3 separate regions of the Homo sapiens genome follow, and regions 2 and 3 are each linked to region 1. The links are chromatin contacts, found by Hi-C or POLR2A ChIA-PET in ENCODE. All regions are on one chromosome and are shown on one strand. The core of a region is the stretch at or near the end of the contact, and the rest is flanking DNA. Distances in the headings are between cores, read along the strand shown. Region 1 holds the start of ANO5 (anoctamin 5). Region 2 holds the start of GAS2 (growth arrest specific 2). Region 3 holds the start of FANCF (FA complementation group F).

Region 1 (4,395 bases), core at 1,896-4,395:
AAGAGGCAGCACAAAGGTCCTTGTCAGATGCCAATACCATGCTCTTGGACTTTCCAGACTCCAGAACCAAAAGCGAAATATTTTCTTTATAAATTACCCAGGCTGTGGTATTCTGTTATAGCAATAAAAAAAAGTAGGCTAAGATACCTAATAAGAACACAGGTCTCAATAATGGGCAGTAAAACTAAACCAGCAAAAGAACTGACATGCTAAGAAACATCTAAAAATATACGAGTCATATGAGTGGCCTGAACTATGCTGCTCTTTAGGCCCTGATCTCATCAATGCCACACTTCCCTGATGCTTGGGTTCTGGTTCTTTGAATATATCTAGATACAGGAATTTGGGCAGAATGCAGTAATTAGTCCCAGCCATCAAATATACGGTATTCCTCATCAATATCTATTTCTCTCACCTCCACCCTAATCAGAGGCACAATTTGGATCACATGTAAGCATAAATAGATTACAAAGGCCCTTTTTTAAAATGGGGGAGTGTGACTGGGCATTGTGGCTCACATCTGTAATCCCAGCAATTTGAGGGGCCAAGTCAGGTGGATCAGCTGAGCTGTGGAGTTCAAGACCAACTTGGGCAACAGGGTGAAACCCCATCTTCATAAAAAAAATAATAATTAGCTGGGGAGGTCGTGGTGCAGCACCCATAGTCCAAGACACTCCAGAGGCTGAGGTGGCAGGATCGCTTGAGCCTGGGAGTCAGAGGTTTCAGTAAGCAGAGATGATGCCCCTGCATTACAGCCTGGGCAATAGAGCCAGACCCTGTCTCAAAAAATAAAAAAAAAAAAAAAATAAGGGGGGTATGCTTCAACTGACACCATTAAGAACATAGAATGATAACACTCAGAATGGGAGGAAATATTTGTAAATCATATATCTAATAAGGGACTTGTATTCAGAATATATAAAGAATTCTTGCAACTCAATAATGAAAAATACAACTAAATTTTTGTAAACAGGCAAATGATCTGAATAGACACTTCTCCAAAAACGTGAATAACTAATAAGTATATGAAAATACTTGCTACATTAGTCAGTAGAATCAAATCACAATAGAATCAAAATCACACTGAGATACCACTTTACAACCACTAGGATGGCTATAATAAAAAAGACAATAACAAGTGTTAGTGAGTATGTACAGAAATTGGAACCCTCATACATTATTGATGGGAAGGTAACATGCAGATGCCTGGAAAACAGTTTGGCAGTTTCTTAAAATGTTCAATATAAAGCTACCACATAATCCAGCAATTCCACTCCTAGATATATACCCGAGGAAAATAAAAGCATATGTTCATATGAAAACTGATACATCAATGTTCATAGCAGCATTATTCATAGAAGCAAAAGAAAGTGGAAATAACACAAATCCTACCATCGATGAATGGATAGGTATGCTATATCTCTACAACGGAATAGTATTTGGCAATTAATAAGAATGATGCACTGATAAAAGCTGCAGTATGGATTAACTTCAAAAACGTTAATCTACGAGAAAGAAGCCAGTTACAACAGACCACATGTTGTATGATTCTATTTATTCGAATGGTCTTGAATAGGCAAATCTATAGAGACAATAAAGAGATTACTGGTAGGAAGTGGGGAGGATGGGAAGTGACTGCCTAAGAGGTTTCTATTTGGGGTGATGAAAGTGTTCTAAAATTAGATTATGATGATAGTTACAAAACTCTGTAAATACACTAAAAAAAATCCAACTTTACACGTCAAATAGGTGAATTTTACAGTATATAGATTATATCTCAATAAAGCTGCTTAAAAAAGGGAACGAGGAGGATGCAGTAACACACGGTATTTCCCGGTGCCTTTGAAGACTGAATAGTAATGATCAGATCTTTTGTCACTTTGGAAAACTGTTTCTGTGTTTAAATCCAACACTAAACAAGACATGAAAATAAAATATCATTGAAGGAACTGGGGTCCTGGAGATAGCAGCAAAATAGTATGTGCATTTTAAGGAAAATACATGTATTAAAATAGGTCCACGGAATACAGGTGGTGTAAAGGCTTTGGCAAACAATGGATAAATATTTCTCAACGGAACTAAAGGGCTTAATGAAAGCTGTTGAAAAGCAACAGCAGCAGCAGCAGCAGCAGCTTTTCCAAGTGCCTATGGCTCTCAGTATCTCAAACTGATAGATTTTAGGATCTGCTACTCCTACAATTAACAAGCATCTCAAAGCATGATAAGTAACGGGCAGAGAGAGTGAGGTAATAAGACTCAAGGACCAGCTCCTTACACGTGGGATAGCTGTCTTGCACTCTATACTGCTGCTTTTTTTGGGAAAGCCTTCGTTTCCATTGGCTGGGTTCGGAGACCCAAGCACTGCAGCGCTAGCCTAGCAGCCCTGAATTACTCGGCGGTTCCCAGGCCTGCAGGGGAGCAAGGAGGGTGTTCCGGAACCATAGGGGTCACAGGTCGCAGGTCCCTGGCGCGCAGGAGCAGCAGAGAAATCTGTGGGGCGCCGAAACCAACCCCACTCACCCCAGGCGGGGGACTCTGCCCCGCAGTCCCGGTTTCGCGCTGAGCACGCCACGCAGCGAACCTCCCTAGGACTCAGGCCGCAGGGCCGCCAACGTCCCCCGGGGCCTCTGCGCCGCGGGTGGAGGGGTGCAGGCAGCCAGCCTGGCTCTCCCTTGACGCCTCTTGGCGCGGTCCTACCTTCCTCCGCCAACACTTCCAGGAGATCCGGGTCGCCCATCTTCGCCAGCTCGTTAATGGCACTGGTGCCTGAGAGGCAGCAGGAGAGGGGCAGCTGAGACAGACGTGGAGATCTGAGGCAGGTGCTGAATCTGACTGTGGGCCGCCGGAGTTGCTGCTGCTGGACTTCTAAGGGCCTGCTCTTCCTTCTGCAGGCCTCCTTCTCCTCCTCCTCGGACTCCACCGTCTCTGGGCGCCACAGCCAGCCGGCCTTCCTCTCCGGCGGGTACTTCCACTCGACCCGGTCCCCCACAACCTGCTTCGCGCGCTTGGCCCTGCGCTTCCCCACCCTCAGCCGGTAGCGCTCCTGGGCGCTCTCCCAGTACTTCTCCAGGCACCTGTCCCTGTGCCTGCTCGGCAGCTGATCCCGCAGCCGCCACTCCTCCCGGTGCTCGCCAGGATCCTTTCCACTCCTGCCCTCTGGCAGCTTTCCTTTCCCCTTCGCTGCGTCCCTGTTTCCACGCCTCTTTCCCCGCCTCCAGACCGCAAGACCGGCCGGCGCCCCACCCTCGGAGACCGCCATCTCCCCGCCCCCCGGCCCGGCTGGCTCCACGCTGGCCCCCTCCTCTCCGCTCAAGCCGTCCCCAGGTCCCTGCTCTGCCGCCTCCCGCACCTCCTCCGGACATGCAGCCTCCCGTCCCTCCTCGGGACCCGCCGCCCCCCGGCCCTGTTGGCCGGCCTGCTCCATTCTGTACAGGCTTCGCACGTCCTTTTCCACTGGGTCCACCCACGACCAGGAATCCTGGTTCCCCAGGGCTGCCGCTTCCCTCCTGTCGGAATCCTCCTCCTCCGATCCCCAAAGGGGGTCCCGATGCTCCCTCAGCCGGTTGGCCGGGTCTTCATCGATCCGCTCATGCGTGCCACTCGGAGAGAACCCCTCTCCCAGTTGGGAGTTACTTTTGGTCTCGTGGGGAAAAGTCCCTCTCCCTTAAAGGAACCCCTCCCTTTTAAGGCCGGCTCATGGCCCGAGACTCCAAGGTGCCAGCAGCCCCTTCCCCATAGCGTCTGGAGCGGGAGTATTGACTTTTCTCCTGGCCCTGCCTGCTTCCTGGGTTCCCAGCAGGATCTCTGCCCTCTACAGGTGGGGGAAGGTCATCCCTTGTGGCCTGAGTTCCAAGTCAGCCTCTGCCCCTTAAGAGTTGGATAGTGTGGGGCAAGTTTCTCTAAGTTTCAGTTTCCACATATTTAAAGGAGAATGATAATAGTACCCACCTCCTAGGCTGTTGAGAGAAGCACGGTGCACAGTCCTTGCCACAGAATGTGTTAAACATTTAGCTGCTATTAAGATTAACCCATATTATAGTCCAGCTGGGATGACGCCTGTCATCATCTCAGCTGGACGATATCGCTTGAAAGCTCAGGAGTTCAAGACTAGCCTGGGCAACATAGGGATACCCCTGTCTCTACAAAAAATTGGAAAATAGCCAGTCATGGTGGCAGGCACCTGTGGTCCCAGCTACTCGGGAGGCTGAGGTGGGAAGATCGCTTGAGCCCAGAAGATTGAGACTACATAGAGCCACAATCATCCCGCTGCACTCCAGCCTAAGTGATGGAGAGCAAGACCCTGTCTCAAAAGAAAGTAAAGAAAAGAAAAAAAGAAGAGGGAGGAAGGAAGAAGAGAAAAAAAAAAGAAAAGAAAATTAACTCATATTACATTGA
Region 2 (4,395 bases), core at 254-2,753, 470 kb before region 1:
AATCTCAGGGGATACGTGGGGAGGAAAAGTGGACTTCCTCTGCCAGGCTGGTACATCCAAACTGTCTAAGCCTTTATTTTAATACTAGGATGTCAAATGGGTGTTCCTGTGCACAAGCAGATCTTATTTCCTTGGCATAAGATCTCTCATACACAACTGATCTAACCTTGTTGGAGAGGGTTGGAGGAGATAATTTTATAAGAATAAAGTTTTGCAAACTCTTCACTGTAAGAAGATCACGGAGGTGAGAGGATGAAGATGAAGAAGATGGAGAGGGTAAAGACTGTGATTTCAAAAAGGTTAACTGGGAAAAGAATTAACAACCCTCCCCCAACCTCAATTGTTTTTAGAATGTAGAAACAGAATCTGTTAACCCTCGCTTTTGCTCCCTCTTCATTCAAGACAATGGAAACTTCTTCGGATACCTGGGCTAAGTTAATGGTAATTTACCATACTGAGTTGACAGAATTTAATTTTGCCAGTATAAATAATGTCTCCAAAGCAAAATTGCCTCCTTTGTTCCCCAAACAATTTCAGATTCCAGTCTCAACTTTGGACTGAACAAAAAGAACGATACCACGCAAAATCTCCCCAAAGTGTGTTGATATATATCGGCTAGCGTTTGTTTATTCACATAAAACTCAATTTCATCAAACTCATCAGACACAGTGAGTATCACCCCAGATCACACATGTGGCGCTCTTTCCTCCCATCCTGGCCTCAACGACTCAAGTAAAACATTCAGGATCAGCCCTTTAAGACCATTCTGGCTCTATCCCACCCCACCATAACAGACAATGCTGAGCATGCATTACAGATACTCTTGTGCACGAATGCATATGTGTGCATTTATAATCGATGTGTTCATTAAAAATCCTCACTCTGTCCCTGGTTGGCAGAGCCACCCCAGCGGGCTTACGTGCTGCGGTTGTCCGGGGTGTTCCGCAATAGGGATAAGGAACACATGGTTGTTTCCAGAGAATCAGAAAGTCACCCCCTGCAGTGAATACCCACTCTTAGAGAAAGAGCCTGTCCAACTGTCCGCGGCTCTTCACTCTTCCCCGCCTCGTTCCTGAGGTTATTTTTTAATGACCTCTCCCCTCCCCCGCCGCCCCGGGTGCAGTAGACAGGCAGGGGCTCCCGTGAGCCCCGGCTGCGGTGCGCGCACGCTGCGGCGGCGTTGGCGCAGAACTGGGCCAGCCAGTCGTGCTCACCCCCGCGTCCCGAGCTGGGCTGCTGGCGGCTCTCAGAGGCGCTTGGGCTCCGGGCTGGGCTCCTGCAGCTTCTCGGGGCCGGCCCCCTCCAGGCACAGGTCCTGCAGCAGCCGCTCCCCGCACCCCACCAGCCTGGCGGCAGCGGCAGCAGCTACAGCCGCACTACCCCTCTTCATACTTCTCTGATGGCTCCTTTTAGTGCTGTTTGGGAAAACGATTTTTTCTCCCTGCCAGAAACAGATTTCCTACATTTCATCAGTCCTCATAGACCGAGCGGAAGTAAAATGCTTACTTTTTTTGGTGGACGCAAATGCAGTTGACACTGATTTACCCTTCAAACGGGGAGAGATTGTATTACAAGCCCTTGGCAGCAATTCCGAGGTTGGGGCCAAGCTCCAGCCCCCTCCTTGTCCCCCAGACACTAACCTAAGAGAGAAAAGGTGGGGGCTGGGGAGGGGATCATATTTAACTCTAGAGGTTTAACAGAGTCAATAGCTTTAGCACAATATTAAAATTGGGTGTTGGAAAAGTTTTTGCTTTCCTGGCCAGTGATTTTGCAGACGGAGGCACGAGCTTTCCAGTAACTTCGGCCACTCTTCATTCCAAATTGAACATTTTGATGTCTTACAATTCTCTTTAAATATCAGATTTTTAGAAGAGGCTGTACTCACGGCTGTTTTTGCTTTACCAAAGGAAATACAATTCCACCCTTCCTTCTTTCAGCCTCAGCTCAGCATTATGTTGAATGTCAGAGACAATTGTCTCCAACTGTTGTTTATTAGTACGTGTATTCTGAGATGAAACGTCTTCCATGAAGTGGACAGATGTTCAAGTGTCTGATTCACCTCTAATGCGCGGGGACCGCTTGCTGAGTGTGCTGATCCCCACAGGTTACCACCTCCCATGGAGCATAAATAAAATGTATTACACTTTTTATTTTGTTTTGTTCTCATGTTCATCAGTTTCATGTATATTGCCATCCAATGTTTACAATGGCAGTGGTACAGGTATTGTGATCCTTGCTTGGATACCATTTTTATAATGATGAGTTACCTAGCCCCACTCCCAAATAGAAACTACCTGTACATCCACAAGCTAAATGATGTGGATGATTTTAGATATAATTTAAAAAATATTCACATTTCACCTTTATTATTGCCATTATCTGGCAGAAACTGCATCAGTTATTTGCTTCTAGTGGCAATACATTTAATAAAGAAGAAGAGAAAACCGATTGAAAAGTTTGGAGTCCTTGAACTCCGAACTTTTTATTTTAGTTCAATTTGCTTTTGCAGCTATCAGGTCCACATTTCCTCCTTAGCTTTCTAAAAGAAGGGAAAAATAGTTATTCTTAATTTTAAGGAGAAACAGCATTTTTAAAAGGTCAACATAACAGCTTGGATAAACATAAATAACAACAAAACATACAGAACTCATTACTGATGAGTTTTAGTAAACGAATCTGAATGATAAAATTTCTTAAAATGTGATCAGATCTGAGTATTCCTAGAGCCCCAACAAAGAATTTTGAGTGTCTGAACACATACAATTTAGTAAAAAATCAAATGTTCTTGATAATTTTTCCTGATCAAAACATCATCAGCCAATAAATGCTAATTTAAGAATTATCCAAATATGTAATGAGTTCAAAAAATTTAGCACCTTGAACTTTCAAAATCTTACATCCTATTTCTCCCCAGATATGAATATTCTTGTCACATTGTTCATTATTGGTGTTATAAAAAGCTAAGAGTAAGGCAATGTTTTTGTTGATTCAGGAACAATGCTAAATACAGTTTGGGGAAAAAAAGGAGGCTTACAGAGGAATTGGGAAAGCATAATCATTCAAAATTACTCCCTCTCCATGCTCATTTCTTCCAGGTATTTTTTTTTTTGTCTTAAATTTTGCATTATGTCAGATCCTCTGTCTCTCAGAAAGAGCGAAAAGAAAAATACGAGAAGAAATAAATAATGTGTTTTTTCTTTCATTAACATCTAAGAGTTGTACTGAATATTTTTTTTGGTGACAAAAGAGAAGTAATACAAAAGATTTCTGAAGAGACACGGATACAGTGTTTTTATTTTAATTTTTTTAGCATATGTAAAAATTCCCATTTGATTTTTATCTTGTTTTTCAAAATCAATATTTCTATTTATATATTCTGATCACTCACTGATATATTTGTCAAAGATAATCTTTTGTCTAAGTATTTTCTTAGTTTAGTGTGGACTCAACCCAAACTGTTCACCTTAGGAAAATGTAGTCCAACTGAAGCAACTATAGCTTCTCTAATGTGAATGCAAAGGAAGCAAATACTTCAATAAGATGAAAAATGTTTAAATACATCCTTGAAACTTAACACCATTAAAAAGAAGTCAAGCCAGATTTAAACAGTTTAGTTTTTATTTTCAAGTGATCACAGTTAGAGGACTTTAACACGGGAAATTTCTGCATTACTATGTGTGTCCCACATTCTAAACTTTCAACATTGTCTCAAACATGAATTTTCTCATTTCTCTAATAAATACTTTTTTGAGTTTAAAAATGATCAATAAAACACGTTATTTTTCCCTCCTATGTAGATAACTCTCCTTTTCTCTCTTAGTCCTTCTCCCAAATGAAAATAATATATGTAGTACTCACTCTGAAAAGTGAAGCAAACCTTCAATAAATGATTGAGGTTAGAGGACACTTTGAGAAAAAATTAAATAACACGGAAACAGCCACTGGGTTAAATTTGGTAAAATAAATTTCCAGAAGTGACCAAGAAAGACTTATATTCCTAAACAGCTTCAAAGGAGCAGTTAAAAATGACAAAAGACAGCTTGGGAAGCAAGTGAGAATAATGATACAGAAAGCAGTATGAAGACATGCAATGGTATTAAAAAATACATGAAGACATATATTTAATAATAACTTAAATCATTTACTTACATTTTGTTGACATACTTCCTCAGTGAGGTCAAATATGTTTATTTTTCCCAACCTAGCATCTTAGTCTATAATATAAGGCCTTCAATTGACATATTTTGAATTATAGTTTTTTAATGTCATAAGGCAAAGAGAATAAATTTTATAAATCCTAGCATAGTCATTACAAATAGTGTTACGAATAAAAACAGACTGTTTCTGAAATTTTAAACGATAAATGCTATTACTTTTCACCACCATTCATATATA
Region 3 (4,395 bases), core at 707-3,206, 430 kb before region 1:
TTTTGAGATGGAGTCTTGCTGTGTCACCCAGGCAGGAGTGCAGTGGCCCGATCTCAGCTCACTGTAACCTTCACCTCCCGGGTTCAAGCTATTCTCCTGCCTTAACCTCCCGATTAGCTAGGATCACAGGTGTGCACCGCCATGCCCAGCTAATTTTTTTGTTTGTTTGTTTAGTAGAGACAGAGTTTTGCCATATTGGCCAGGCTGGTCTGGAACTCCTGACCCCAGGTAATCCACCCGCCTGGCCTCAGCCCCACAAAGTGCTGGGATTACAGGCATAAGCCACTGCCTCCGGCCTGAAAAGTCAGTAATTAAAGAGACCTTCCTATCCCCTAAGACTTGGTGACCCCACTCAATTTCATCCTACTATCACATTTGAGGTTATTCATTTAATGTCTCTCTTAAATGGTACAAGATGAACTTCTCCACTCATGCTAGGACTGCATTTATTTTACTACTAAATCTGTAGCACCTCATACTATGTATCATAATAGGTGTTAAATATAAGAATAAATAAATGAATTAGTGATGCCTGTACATTTGCTAAAGGCAGGCTGCACACTTGGTTCTAAGTTTGTAGTAGCCAAGAAAAAGAATTTTAAGATTCATAGTATCCTTAGGATAAAATAAAATAACGATTTCAGGACCAAGTAAGAGTTTGAGATAACTAATAAAAATCAAATAATAGCCGGGCGCGGTGGCACACGCCTCTAATCCCAGCACTTTGGGAGGCCGAGGCGGGAGGATCACTTGAGGTCAGAAGTTCGAGACCAGCCTGACCAATAAGGTGAAATCCCATCTCTACTAAAAATACAAAAATTGGCCGCGCCTGGGCGACAGAATGAGACTCCGTTTCAAAATAAATAAATAAATGCATAAATCTGAATTAACAGCATGCACATCACTGCTTTACTTTCTAAAAGGTGTAGGAATGCTTATTTTAATAAATGAAAAATGACTCTTCCCCTCTTTTAAATTTGTTTCTCTTCCCCTTTTTGTTAAAGTACAAAACAAAACACCTTCCCCCACTTTTCGAATAGTTTTGGCTGTGTCTTTAGGACTGGAAGGAAATTCAGCTCAAATGAATTACTATATTATGAACTTAAGTAAGAATTGTTGTGCATTTTGTACAGAATGCAACTCCTAGGAGTTGACAAATGTTTGTTAAGTGCATCAGTGAGCGACATAGGACCTTCTCCTCCCTACTCTCTTGTCACGGTTTTTATTTAATCAAACATTTATTATTGTTCGATGCTCTTAAATGCCATTTCCTTCAGCTGATTATTTGTATGACAGAAGAGTCAATTAAGCTATTTTGTCCTAAAAATTACGAAAACGAAATGTACAATTGTGAAGTAAAATTTTGTTCCTTTGCAAATTTTAATAAATTATTGAAGTTTATTTTTTGTTTCAAATAATCTGGGCTTCAGTTCTAATAATGGAAGGACAATGTGAAGGCCCAGAATTCAGCATAGCGCCTGGCATTAATAGGAGGTCAGTACATTTTTAGTACATGTTTCTCAAATAGATCTTAAAATTTCATTTAAGAGCGTTTCCTCACGTCACAGTATGTCTCTGGCGTTACTTAATTTTGAAAAACCTCAACACAGATTCTAGTTTTAGGCAAAGCTCAGAAAATTTCTACTTAAGGATATTTCCAAAGCGAAAGGAAGCGCGGAGACGTTCATGACTGGCATCATCTCGCACGTGGTTCCGGAAATTCTCGGTAGGATGCCCTACATCTGCTCTCCCTCCACTAAGAAGAACCTCTTTGTGTGGCGAAAGTAAAAGTATTAGGGCTTTTAAGTTGCCCAGAGTCAAGGAACACGGATAAAGACGCTGGGAGATTGACATGCATTTCGACCAATAGCATTGCAGAGAGGCGTATCATTTCGCGGATGTTCCAATCAGTACGCAGAGAGTCGCCGTCTCCAAGGTGAAAGCGGAAGTAGGGCCTTCGCGCACCTCATGGAATCCCTTCTGCAGCACCTGGATCGCTTTTCCGAGCTTCTGGCGGTCTCAAGCACTACCTACGTCAGCACCTGGGACCCCGCCACCGTGCGCCGGGCCTTGCAGTGGGCGCGCTACCTGCGCCACATCCATCGGCGCTTTGGTCGGCATGGCCCCATTCGCACGGCTCTGGAGCGGCGGCTGCACAACCAGTGGAGGCAAGAGGGCGGCTTTGGGCGGGGTCCAGTTCCGGGATTAGCGAACTTCCAGGCCCTCGGTCACTGTGACGTCCTGCTCTCTCTGCGCCTGCTGGAGAACCGGGCCCTCGGGGATGCAGCTCGTTACCACCTGGTGCAGCAACTCTTTCCCGGCCCGGGCGTCCGGGACGCCGATGAGGAGACACTCCAAGAGAGCCTGGCCCGCCTTGCCCGCCGGCGGTCTGCGGTGCACATGCTGCGCTTCAATGGCTATAGAGAGAACCCAAATCTCCAGGAGGACTCTCTGATGAAGACCCAGGCGGAGCTGCTGCTGGAGCGTCTGCAGGAGGTGGGGAAGGCCGAAGCGGAGCGTCCCGCCAGGTTTCTCAGCAGCCTGTGGGAGCGCTTGCCTCAGAACAACTTCCTGAAGGTGATAGCGGTGGCGCTGTTGCAGCCGCCTTTGTCTCGTCGGCCCCAAGAAGAGTTGGAACCCGGCATCCACAAATCACCTGGAGAGGGGAGCCAAGTGCTAGTCCACTGGCTTCTGGGGAATTCGGAAGTCTTTGCTGCCTTTTGTCGCGCCCTCCCAGCCGGGCTTTTGACTTTAGTGACTAGCCGCCACCCAGCGCTGTCTCCTGTCTATCTGGGTCTGCTAACAGACTGGGGTCAACGTTTGCACTATGACCTTCAGAAAGGCATTTGGGTTGGAACTGAGTCCCAAGATGTGCCCTGGGAGGAGTTGCACAATAGGTTTCAAAGCCTCTGTCAGGCCCCTCCACCTCTGAAAGATAAAGTTCTAACTGCCCTGGAGACCTGTAAAGCGCAGGATGGAGATTTTGAAGTACCTGGTCTTAGCATCTGGACAGACCTCTTATTAGCTCTTCGTAGTGGTGCATTTAGGAAAAGACAAGTTTTGGGTCTCAGCGCAGGCCTCAGTTCTGTATAGGCAATGCTGTGTTATTACTTGAATATAGAATATATAGTTTACAAAATGAAAATTACAATGTTCTCACCAAATATATGCCTTCGTGTGTCCAAAGTATAATTATTTTAGATGCTAATTTTGAATAGTTTATTAAACAGTTATAAATATGCAAAGTAGCTGGCATGTAGTGTCACGGATTTTCTGGATAGAGGAAGTGATTGGAAGTACTCCACTTAAAGCCATGGAATTAGCAATAGTTTGCTTTTTAATAGAAGGCCCATTTGTAAGAATGTTGAAAATATGTGTACCGTTTAAAGAAAAAGCAGCTTTAAAGTGACAAACAAAATACCCTTTTTCTTTTAGTATGGTTTATTTTTCTAGGTTTTCTGTCCCTCCCTCAGTAGTGAAGAGTTTTCTTTATTCCTGGCAGTGTCAGGAATATTGGTTTGAAAAGCTGTTGGCCTATCTGGAGTTTGGCCTTGTTAACCTAGTATTCTAACCAGTTAACCAGCCTTAGTATGCATTAAAATTGTATTGTTCAGAAAGTTTGTTTCTCATTTTCTGCAAATTCTTACTTTGAAAATGAATCACCACATAGTATGTCCCTTTAAAGCATTGACGCACAGACAAATGTTTAAAGCACAGTAAATACGAATATATGCCTTTGGATATTAAATTAATGCTTGATGATAAAAGAATCAAACTTTTTTTTTTTTGAGATGGAGTCTCGCTCTGTCACCCAGACTGGAGTGCAGTGGTGTGATCACTGCTCAGTGCAACCTCTGCCTCCCAGGATCAAGCAATTCTGACTCAGCCTCCCAAGTAGCTGGGATTACAGGCGCAGGCCACCATGCCCGGCTAATTTTTTGTATTTTTAGTAGAGACGGGGTTTCACCATGCTGGCCAGGCTGGTCTCAAACACCTGACCTTGTGATCCGTCCGCCTTGGCCTCCCAAAGTGCTGGGATTACAGGCGTGAGCCACCGCGCCTGGCCAAAACAACATTTTAAGTAGAAGATCCAGGTTTTAGTGCAGCTTCTGCCGTTAACTAGGTTAATAAATCACAACCTTGGGGCCACAGTTGCCTTATATGTAAATGAAGTGTTTAGAATAAAATAGTTAAATTTCCTTATTTTTCCCTTGGTGGCTGCCCTGTGGAAACAGTTTAGAATATTTGTTTTGTGTGTAGGAACCTAGTTGTGTTAGTTTACCTGGGTGTTCCACAGCTGATAGTGATTGCCTTGAATAAATTCAAGGGCAATTTATTCATTTTTACTAGGGAGATAGACCTTTACAGCAATCAAGATATTTTTGTCCATATCCA

Evidence for each region. Hi-C counts contacts between places; a loop is a spot of excess contacts on that map. ChIA-PET counts read pairs that join two places held with the same protein, here RNA polymerase II (POLR2A). Pooled maps may share reads with other maps.
Region 2: a loop to region 1 is called in a map with no recorded cell type, with 5 times the contacts of the local background. The contact joins the promoter of GAS2 here to the promoter of ANO5 in region 1. A Hi-C loop is called at or near these places in 1 of 168 maps with a recorded cell type or tissue (heart right ventricle), 16 of 37 single-sample maps with no recorded cell type and 8 of 50 pooled maps.
Region 3: a map of gastrocnemius medialis shows a loop between it and region 1 (3-fold over the local background). The contact joins the promoter of FANCF here to the promoter of ANO5 in region 1. A Hi-C loop is called at or near these places in 1 of 168 maps with a recorded cell type or tissue (gastrocnemius medialis), 11 of 37 single-sample maps with no recorded cell type and 10 of 50 pooled maps. POLR2A ChIA-PET finds 5 or more read pairs at or near these places in 3 of 52 experiments (WTC11 and activated B cell).

The regions. Positions count from the first base shown.
Region 1 is chr11:22,191,835-22,196,229 of GRCh38, reverse strand. It overlaps ANO5 (anoctamin 5), which reads right to left and starts at 3,145. Exons shown (of 22, transcript NM_213599.3): 1 at 2,698-3,145. The coding sequence starts at 2,737. RefSeq lists enhancers at 2,328-2,517, 2,768-2,857, 3,508-3,577, 3,608-3,667, 3,898-3,987 and a silencer at 3,278-3,327.
Region 2 is chr11:22,663,719-22,668,113 of GRCh38, reverse strand. It overlaps GAS2 (growth arrest specific 2), which reads right to left and starts at 1,503. Exons shown (of 8, transcript NM_001143830.3): 1 at 1,215-1,503. RefSeq lists a silencer at 1,264-1,423.
Region 3 is chr11:22,623,384-22,627,778 of GRCh38, reverse strand. It overlaps FANCF (FA complementation group F), which reads left to right and starts at 1,956. Exons shown (of 1, transcript NM_022725.4): 1 at 1,956-4,395. The coding sequence starts at 1,969. The coding sequence ends at 3,093. It also overlaps a transcript of GAS2 not described here. RefSeq lists enhancers at 1,977-2,166, 1,493-2,392, 2,257-2,466, 2,847-2,896, 2,907-3,066.